2 separate regions of the Homo sapiens genome follow, and region 1 is linked to region 2. The links are chromatin contacts, found by Hi-C or POLR2A ChIA-PET in ENCODE. All regions are on one chromosome and are shown on one strand. Each heading gives the region's core, a stretch centred on a gene start or an enhancer-like site at or near the end of the contact. The rest is flanking DNA. Distances are from core to core; before and after follow the strand shown. Region 1 holds the start of CGAS (cyclic GMP-AMP synthase). Region 2 holds the start of OGFRL1 (opioid growth factor receptor like 1).

Region 1 (5,204 bases), core at 2,355-4,854, 2.2 Mb after region 2:
TGTCCAGGCTGGACTCAAACTCCCGCCTCAGCCTCCCATGGTGCTAGGATCACAGGCATGAGTCCACTGTACCTGGCCCACATATATCTCATAATCAGTAATAGAAAAAGTTTTAGGCTGGGTGTAGTGGCTCACGCCTGTAATCCCAGCACTTTGAAAGGCTGATGCAGGTGGATCACTTGAGGTCAGGAGTTCGAGACCAGCCTGGCCAACATGCTGAAACCTTATCTCTACTAAAAATACAAAATTAGCCAGGTGAGGTGACGCCCGCCTGTAATCCCAGTTACTCTGGAGGCTGAGGCAGGAGACTCACTTGAACCCGGGAGGCGGAGGTTACAGTGAGCCAAGATCACATCACTGCACTCCACCCTGGGTGACAGAGCAAGACTCCATCCCCAAAAAAAAAGAAAAAAGAAAAAGAAAAAAAGAAAAAGTTTTAGATAAAACAAATTTCACTGGATTTCTTTTCATTGGCATAATTTTTAAAAACAAAGTGGTTCTGGGCTGGGCATGGTGGCTCCCACCTGTAATCCCAGCACTTTGGGAGGCCAAGGCGGGAAGATCATGAGGTCAGGAGATAGAGACCAGCCTGGCTAACACGGTGAAACCCCGTCTCTACTAAAAATACAAAAATTAGCTGGGCATGGTGGCGGGCGCCTGTAGTCCCAGCTACTTGGGAGGCTGAGGCAGGAGAATGGTGTGAACCCAGTAGGCAGGGCTTGCAGTGAGCCGAGATCGCGCCACTGCACTCCAGCCTGGGTGACAGAGTGAGACTCTGTCTCAAACACACACACACACACACACACACACACACACAAAGTGGTTCTGAATGGAGACTGTCTTCTGAATGTCTTGTTCTCTAATTCTAACTAGTAACTTTCTTTTTCCTTTGGACCCGCCATATACAGTAATTGAACTGAATTGATACTTACATAATAAGAATCATGCTCAATCAGAGACATATCTGATGCTGAAAAGTAAATTAGTTAATTAAAAAGAATCATGCTCAAGACACAGTCTGGGCTGGGTGCCGTGGCTCAAGCCTGTAATCCCAGCACTTAGGGAGGCCGAGGCAGGTGGATCATCTGAGGTCAGAGTTCGAGACCAGCCTGGCCAACATGGTGAAACCCCGTCTCTACTAAAAATACATAAATTAGCCGGGAGTGGGGGCAGGCACCTGTAATCCCTGCTATTTGGAAGGCTGAAGCAGGAGAATCGCTTGAACCTGGAAGCCGGAGGTTGCAGCGAAACCTAGATGGCACCACTGCACTACAGCCTGGGCAACAAGAGTGAAACTCCATCAAAAAAAGAAGAAAGAAGAAAGAAAAGAAAGAAAGAACAAAATAAAGAGAGAGAGAGAGAGAGGAAGAGAGGGAGGGAGGAAAAGAGAGAGACAGAGAGATAGAGAGAAGAGAAGAGAAGAGAAAAAAGAAGAGAAAAGAAGCCGGGTGTGGTGGCTCACGCCTGTAATCCCAGCACTTTGGGAGGCTGAGGCTGGCAGATCACCTGAGGTCGGGAGTTCTAGACCAGCCTGACCAACATGGAGAAAGCCCGTCTCTACTAAAAATACAAAATTAGCCAGGGTGGAGGCTCATGCTTGTAATCCCATCTACTCAGGAGGCTGAGACAGGAGAATCGCTTGAACCTGGGAGGTGGAGGTTGAGGTGAGCTGAGATCGCGCCATTGCACTCCAGCCTGGGTAACAAGAGCGAAACTCCGTCTCAAAAAAAAAAAAAAGAAAGAAAGAAAGAAAAAGAAAAAGAAACAAATCTCTTGCTGGGCAAGAAACACGCTCCAGTCAGGAACCTGCTTCTAAACTTTCAATTTACACAGGAATGATTAATGACTCAATCACCCACAAGCAAATGGAGCTGTGTAATACACACGTCGAAGCAATTATACGGAATGTGTATCTAGAAAGCGTTTTAGTATCTGTAGGAGATATTCTTATTTGTTTGTTTAACATTATACTGTAAGCTTCCCATGATTTCTGTGTAAGAAACTGGGGACAGACGGCCGGGCGCGGTAGCTCACGCCTGTAATCCCAGCACTTTGAGAGGCCGAGACGAGCGAATCAAGAGGTCAGGAGATCGAGACCATCCTGGCTAACACGGTGAAACACCGTCTCTACTAAAAATACAAAAAAAATTAGCCGGGCATGGTGGCGGGCGCCTGTAGTCCCAGCTACTCGGGAAGCTGAGGCAGGAGAATGGCGTGAACCCGGGAGGCGGAGCTTGCAGTGAGCCGAGATAGCGCCACTGCACTCCAGCCTGGGGGACGCAGCGAGACTCCGCCTCAAAAAAAAAAAAAAAGAAAAGAAAAGAAAAAAGAAAAAAAAGAAATTGGGGTCAGACGGGATAGCAGGAGAGGGGGCAGGGAGGAAGAGGGGGAGAGAAACTGAAGATCTTTTTTTCTATGGAGTAAGAGGTCTTCCTCATAGGAAAAAGTCTACGTGGAATTTTTAACAGACCACTTCAAATTATCCAAGTCAATATCTGACTCGGGACCTCAGGTCCACACCATCAAACACTGCCCTGTTACGGAAACTCGATACATGTCGGCTTGCATGAATGAACCCATACATTTGAATTCCCCCGGGAGCAGTGTCTTGAAATTAGCCAGCAATCAGTACCGGTTGGTTGTCTGATCGTTGGATGTGTAGATGAATAAACGAACGGTTTGTCGTTTTACTTAGACTAGGCTACCGAAAAACATGCAAAAGTCTAAGTTACTTCCGAAGGGAAGTGAGGGGCGCGACCCGGGGAAGGTAGGGACTGCGGATTGCGGAAGGCCGAGCAGCGGGGCTCGGCGGGAGGGCGCCAAGCAGCTCACCTTCACGTGCTCATAGTAGCTCCCGGTGTTCAGCAGCCCGACGCCTCTGAACGCGGAGTCGCACTTCAGTCTGAGCAGCAGGTGGTCCACAACCCCTTTCACCATCCCCGCCGCCGTGGAGATATCATCGCGGCTGAGCTTCAACTTCTCCAAAACCGCCCGGAGCTTCGAGGCCCCAGGCGCCGCATCCCTCCGTACGAGAATGGGGGCCGAGACCGGCAGGCCGGGGCTGGGCACGTCCCAGGGCCCGGGCGGAGGTCTTGGCTTCGTGGAGCAGCGCGCGCCCCTCTGGCGGCAAGAACCAGCCCTGGAAAGAGCCGGCTCCCGAGCCGCAGGAGGCTCCAGCCCCTCTGCCCCAGGGGCGCTGGTGGCGTCAGACGGCTGCGTGTCCTGGGCGCGCTGAGGGGCCTTTTTGGCGCGGGCCCCAGTTGCGCGGACGGGCGGCCTCTCCTGGGTGTCCGGGGCGCTCTTTTTCTGCCGGGATCCCGACTTCCTGGCGGGGCCGAACTTTCCCGCCTTAGGCAGGGCGGCCTCGGGGGCAGCCGGAGACTCGGTGGGATCCATCGGGGCGCCCCTGGCATTCCGTGCGGAAGCCTTGGGGGCAGTGGCTCCGGCCTCGGAAGCTCTCTGCATGGCCTTTCCGTGCCAAGGCTGCATGGCTGGCGCTTTCTGTTCCCCGAAAGAAGAATCCGTTTCAGGAAAAGGCCGCAAGAGGAAGAGCCAGCAGCAGCTGTTGGAAACCAAGCACTACTGGCGGGCACACAAGAGTCTGCGACCCGAAGGGGAACCCCAGGCTGGGAAGTCGCTGGGAGCCACGCCCATGCCGCGAAGAGGCTGGCCGCGGCCTTTCCTGAGGCTACAAAAGTCTCGAAGTTTCTAACTCTCCAGGCAATCCGTGCCCCTGTCTTAAGAAGATGAGGTAGGGCCGGGCGCGGTGGCTCACGCCTGTAACCTCAGCATCCGAGAGGCCGAGGCAGGCGGGTCGCTTGAGCTCAGGAGTTTGAGACCAGCCTGGGCAACCCAGCAAGACCTGGTCTTTCTTATAATTAAATATATGTGTGTGTGTGTGTTGCCTGGGCACACTGACTCACGCCTGTAATCCCAGCAATCTGGGAGACCGAGGTGGGCGGATCACCTGAGGTCAGGAGTTCAAGACCAGCCTGGCCAACAAGGCGAAAGAAACCCCGTCTCTACTAAAAAATACAAATATTAGCTAGGCGTGGTGGCGGGCACCTGTAATCCCAGCTACTCGGGAGGCTGAGGCTGGAGAATCACTTGAACCCGGGAGGCGGAGGTTGCAGTGAGCTGAGACGTGCCACTTCACTCCAGCCTGGGCGACAGAGCGAGACTCTGTCTCAAAAAAGAAAAAGAGGCCAGGCGTGGTGGCTCACGCCTGTAATCTCAGCAGTTTGGGAGGCCGAGGCGGGCGGATCACGAGGCCAAGACATCGAGACCTTCCTGGCCAACATGGTGAAACCCCGTCTCTACTAAAAATACAAAAAATTAGCCGGGCTTGGTGGCGCCTGTAGTCCCATCTACTCGGGAGGCCGAGACAGAGAACTGCTTGAACCCGGGAGGCAGAGGTTGCAGTGAGCCGAGATCGCGCCACTGCACTCCAGCCTGGGCAACAGAAAAAGAGTCCATCACAAAACAAAACAAAACAAAACAAAAACATTGACAGAGAAACTTTTCTCTTTCAAGTGAAAGTTTTTTTAAATTTAATTTTGGTTTGAGTTAGGGGGGCGCAATCTCGGCTCACTGCAACCTCAGCCACCAGGGCTCAAGCGATCCTCCCACCTCAGCATCCTGAGTAGCTGTTACTACAGGTGCGGACACCATGCCCAGCTTTTTCTTTTCTTTTTAATTTTTTTGTATACATGGGGAGGTCTCACTATGTTGCCCAGGCTGGTCTCGAACTCCTAGACTCAAGCGATTCTCCCTCCTCAACCTCCCAAAGTGTTGGGATTGTAGGCATGAGCCACTGTGCCCTGCCACAGAAACTTTTTCTTTTCTTTTTTTTCTTTTTCTTTTCTTTCTTTCTTTCTTTTTTTTTTTTTTTTTTTTTGAGACAGAATTTCGCTCTTGTCACCCAGGCCGAAGTGCAATGGTGCGATCTTGGCTCACTGCAACCTCTGCCTCCTGGGTTCAAGCAATTCTCCTACCTCAGCCTCCCGGGTAGCTGGGATTACAGACGCCCGCCACCACGCCCGGCTAATTTTTCGTATTTTTAGTAGAGACGGGGTTTCGCTATGTTGGCCAGGCTGCTCTCAAACTGCTGACCTCAAGTGATCCACCCGCCTCGGCCTCCCAAAGTGCTGCGATTACAGGCGTGAGCCACGGCGCCTGGCCAGAAACTTTTCCCTTTTTTTTTT
Region 2 (4,780 bases), core at 2,281-4,780:
AAATTATGTAATAATAAACCTTTGTTAATGTCCCTAAAACAGGATTGACTATAAAAGACAATTCAAGATATGCCAGATACATTTGGGTTTCATCCAAAAAAGTTTAGTTCCTGAAGCACCAGTTTCTTTGTCCTTTGTAAAATGGCCTCACCCTTAAAGGATTTCATAACGAAGTTGAAAACAGAGTTATATTGAAGCATGGCTATAGCATCTGCTTAATTTAGAGCAGATTCTATTTACAGGGAGTCAGAAACTATATTATAGTCCATTGTGATAATAGTTTCTCCTTGTTCCATACATGTGTATATTACTGTTGAATTATATGTTCTTTAAAGACATATTGAATGAATCATCATTACAGCTAACATATATTGATAAATTAATAGATGCCTGGCACTGAGCTAAGTGATGATTTTTATATGAAGCAAAGGTACCCTTCTTTACTGTTGATGCAGGAATGTTAAATACTCTGCAAGGCAGGGATAATGAAAAAAGTTTAGGTATTCGAGAAGGATAATTCCTGTGTATAGAAGCTTGGGATGACAGAACTTCAGCATTAACTTGTAAAAATAACACATAGATTGGGCACAATGTGGTCGTGCTTATTGCTCTAAACTTAAAATTGATTAAATATTATATAAGGTTGGTGTTACGCTTCATGTAAAATTATGTTCTTTAGAAAATATATTGCAAAATCTGGCATATCATCTATGGTCCTATAAAAATTGACACATTTTTCAAAAGGTGGTGTAAAAGGGAAGGATTTAATTGCAGTAGTTACTTAAATGTTTATATGCACAAACACAGATACTTCTCACCATTCCATCATCTACTGATGTATAACAAACTACTACAAAATTTAGTGACCTAAAGCAACAGCCATTTTATTGCATTTCACTCTTCTGTGGGTCAGAAATCTGAGCAGGGCTTTGCTGGGTAGTCCCTTTATTCCAAGTAGGGTCGATGGAGGTCACTGAAAGGTATTCAGATGGTGGATGGGTTGGTCTGGAGGATTCAATAAAAAAAAAAAAACAAAAACGTGGAATCCAGCAGGGGATACTGGAAGGTAGGCCTCAGCTGGTACCATGACCAGAGGATGACCAGAGGCCACACACAAGTGGCCTTTCTAGGAGTATGGCAGTCTCAAGCTAGCTGAACTTTTTACATGGCAGCATGGGGCTAACAGAGAGAATATTCCAAGAGACCCAGTGGAAAATGCAAGGTTCCTTATGGCTTAACTTAGAAAATCCTGGACTATCACTTCTTTCATATTCTATAGTTAAGCAAGTCACTGAGGCCAGCTCCTTCAAGAGTAAGGAATAAGACTACTTCTCAATGGGAAGAGAGCAAAGAACATGTGGCCAACTTTAATCTACATACACCTAAACCAACAGATGGAGCGCCTGGGACACAACAACTATCCTTAGACTTTCCACATCAACAATCTCGGAACACTTAAGGCTGGATGGACAATATCTACTTCTGCAATGTGTTCCGGTCTTCTACCAACGGAAAATCGAATTCCCAGCTTTGAGCAGTTGGATTCCTGTGGTATGTGGCTGCCCCACATCTTCTTCTGCTAAGCCATTATAATCAAAAAGTATTTTTTTTGGCGGGGGGTGGGGGCAATGGAGTCTCACTCTGTCGCCCAGGCTGGAGTGCAGTGGCCTGATCTCAGCTCACTGCAACCTCCACCTCCCGCGTTCAAGTGATTCTCGTGCCTCAGCCTCCCAAGTAGCTGGGATTACAGGCGCCCGCCACCAAGCCAGGCTAATTTTTATATTTTTTTGTGGAGATGAGGTTTCGTCATGTTGGCCAGGCTGGTCTTGAACATCTGACCTCAGGTGATCTGCCCGCCTCGGCCTCCCAAAGTTCTGGGATTACAGGCGTGAGCCACCGCACCCGGCCCCAAAAGTCTTTTTGTGCACCCCGTGTCTATTTCTTATTAGTTTCAGAGCTTTTCCCAGTCATAGGATCACAGAAGGTCAGAGCTGGAAGGGCTCCCAGAGATCTGGTTTCATTTTACAAATGAGGAAGTTTAGGTTCATGTGACCTACTTAAAGTCAGAAACTGATTAGTGACAGAGCTACAGCCTAGATGTCTTGTTGCAGTGCATGAAGAGCTTAGGTAATCCTGATTTATCCATGGAATAGGCAGCTGGTTTACCTGATTCTTCCCTTAGAAACAGTCCATCTAACATGATTTGGCTTCCTACTTCATCATGAAACATTTGAAAAGAAACTATTCATTCCAAGTTCAACAGTTTAATCTTCAAATATCTAGCTCATCTTTCTTAGTCCATATTTAACAAATGTTTACTGAGCATCCACCAAGTTGACAGCACTGTAAATACAGACACACTTTCAGACGGGGGCTGCCTGCAAAGAGGCTTCCCTTCTAGTTAGAAAGCCAGAAGACACATTTTACAACAGTCACTTTTCTCTGGGTCACATATTTGATAATACTACCTTATCTTTACGTACTTCTATAGGCTTATGCCTGTAATCCCAGCTATTGGGAGGCTGAGGCAGGAGAATTGCTTGAAACCAGGAGGCGGAGGTTGCAGTGAGCCGAGATCGCGCCTCTGCACTGCAGCCTGGGCAACAGAGGGAGACTCTGTCTCAAAAAGAAAGAAAAGAAAGAACAGAACAACAGAACAGAACAGAACAGAACAGAACAGAACAGAACAGAACAGAACAGAACAGAACAGAAAAAAGAAAGAACTTCCCTAACACAGTTCTCCCTCCTCCTTTCATTTGCAGAACAGACCACAGGGCCGAGGCTTCTTCCATTAGAAACAGCCCATCTGTTCTACTGATTCTGAGATTTTTGCCTACACGGAGCACCAATTTGTAGTGGGTGTAAGGTTACCCGCAAATCAATGTGATGGTCCAGTTGTTACTGTTCCTTTTGTTTCACGAGCGATTGCTCATTAGATGAGGTGACTGATAGCTCTGACTTTTTCTAGACCACAAGGACTCTAGGTGGCTGCCCTAAGTACAGTTGTGGCAGCTGGGATTTCCTGTTTATATGGTGCCCGGCACCATCAGCTTTTGTCCTCTGCTGCAGCTAAAGTGTCTTCCTCCTGGACCAGGGAGAGGGGGAGGGGGTGTGGACAGGACCCGCCTGCTGACGGTGACACCTCTTCGACACCACGTCCACGCCAGTCCTCAGCTCCAGGAGCTGGGCGGGATCCCTCATCCCGCTCAGCTGGGAGATGCCCCGGGAGGGCGTCCCCCGGCTCCGGGCGGCGAGGGTAGTAGCCGACCCCAATCCACTCCGGGGGCCGCCGGGGGCCGCGTGAAGGCAGGTGTTCCGGGGAGAAACGTGGAAGGGAGGCGCGGCCTGGGGCCGGTGGCGCTCGGCTGGGGGCCGCAGTTGGCTCCCCTGGGGGCTCTGGGCGGCGGCAGCTCCCGCCTGTGGGGAGGAGAAGGAGCCGGATGGGCGGGTTCAGGCGCGCGCGGCGGCGGTCCCGGGGCCGCCGGCTCCTCCCCGCGAGGGTGCCTGTCCGCCGCTCGCCGCGCTGAGGCAGTGCGGGGCGGGCGCGCCTAGGCTGCCGCCCAGCGCCCTCGCCGCGGCCATGCCCGGGCCCTAGAGCGCCTGCCGCAGCTTGCGCCCCGCAGCCCCGCAGCCCCGCGCCCGCCGCCGCCTCTTCAATGGGCAACCTGCTCGGCGGGGTCAGCTTCCGCGAGCCCACCACCGTGGAGGACTGCGACTCCACCTGGCAGACCGACTCGGAGCCCGAGCCCGAAGAACCAGGGCCGGGCGGCGGCAGCGAGGGCCCGGGGCAGGAGTCCGAGCAGCCCGCGCAGCCCCCGGAGCAAGCCGGCGGGCGGCCCGGCGCCAGCCCCGCGCCGGACGAGGACGCCGAGGCGGCGGGCGCCGAGCAGGTACGCGGCCCAGCGGTGGCCTCGGGTCGGGCTGGGGCGCCCCGACACCCCAGAGGGGCAAGTGCCAAGCCGCCCTCGCGCTCGGAGGCCAGGGGCGCCAGGTGGCTGCTCGCCGCTGCGACCCGACCCCTCCGCGCCGCGGCTGACCTGTCTCCCGGTGGAGCCCGGGGGCCTGCAGGAGCCCAAAGCGCCGGACCCTCCCACTGCCGGCCTGGGGCCTGGCCGAGGGCACGGCGAGGAAGTCCCTCAAGGCAGAACCCAACTTGAATGGGTGTTTTCTTTGCCTCTGCAGAGCAGCTGGATTATGCGAAGGTGGGGTGGGAGGAACCTGTCTAAAAATAGAGGATTTTGACAACCCCTCTAGTGTGTGTTATTGGTAAAAAAAAAAAAAAAAAAAAAAAAAAAAAAAATTACTCAGAATAAGGTGGGGCTACAAGTGCAAGCAGCCAGCGCTCTCCCCTACAGTGGGGTCTAAGCCGTCAGAAGTGTAGGCCCTCATCTGAAGTTCATACGTCACTGTTCTGCCCAACTCAGGCCTTTCAACCTAGGATTCAGGGCATTCTTCACGAATCTTATTTCACCAGAAGACTTGTTGATCCAACTGTGTTTGAACTGTTTGACTAATACAGCTTGGAGGAGAGGTTAGTCAAGAGATAAGCCCCTTAACCTCTGATGGACTGAAAATAATCAGGAACTTTAAAAAGGAGGAAATATGTAGCCGACCCCCTGAAGAAGTGTGCATCCTGGAGGTGGTTCAGGTTTGCCGCTCCACATTAGGCCCTTCTCTTTATCAGCTAGGGGCGATGGAGATTGGGAAAATGGAGCCCAAAGTCCAATGTGACCACAGGGTTTTGGGGGAATCATAACCTAAATATTACAGCTAACACCGC

What was found. A loop is a pair of places that touch in the nucleus more often than their neighbours do. ChIA-PET counts read pairs that join two places held with the same protein, here RNA polymerase II (POLR2A). Pooled maps may share reads with other maps.
Region 1: a loop to region 2 is called in a pooled map, with 14 times the contacts of the local background. The contact joins the promoter of CGAS here to the promoter of OGFRL1 in region 2. A Hi-C loop is called at or near these places in 5 of 50 pooled maps. POLR2A ChIA-PET finds 5 or more read pairs at or near these places in 2 of 52 experiments (OCI-LY7 and activated CD4-positive, alpha-beta T cell).

The regions. Positions count from the first base shown.
Region 1 is chr6:73,448,693-73,453,896 of GRCh38, forward strand. CGAS (cyclic GMP-AMP synthase) reads right to left here and starts at 3,605. Exons shown (of 5, transcript NM_138441.3): 1 at 2,833-3,605. The coding sequence starts at 3,489. RefSeq lists a silencer at 3,027-3,236 and an enhancer at 3,407-3,886.
Region 2 is chr6:71,285,281-71,290,060 of GRCh38, forward strand. It overlaps OGFRL1 (opioid growth factor receptor like 1), which reads left to right and starts at 3,531. Exons shown (of 7, transcript NM_024576.5): 1 at 3,531-3,890. The coding sequence starts at 3,657. The region is part of intron 3 of LOC124901339 (a long non-coding RNA gene); the gene reads right to left. RefSeq lists a silencer at 3,184-4,243.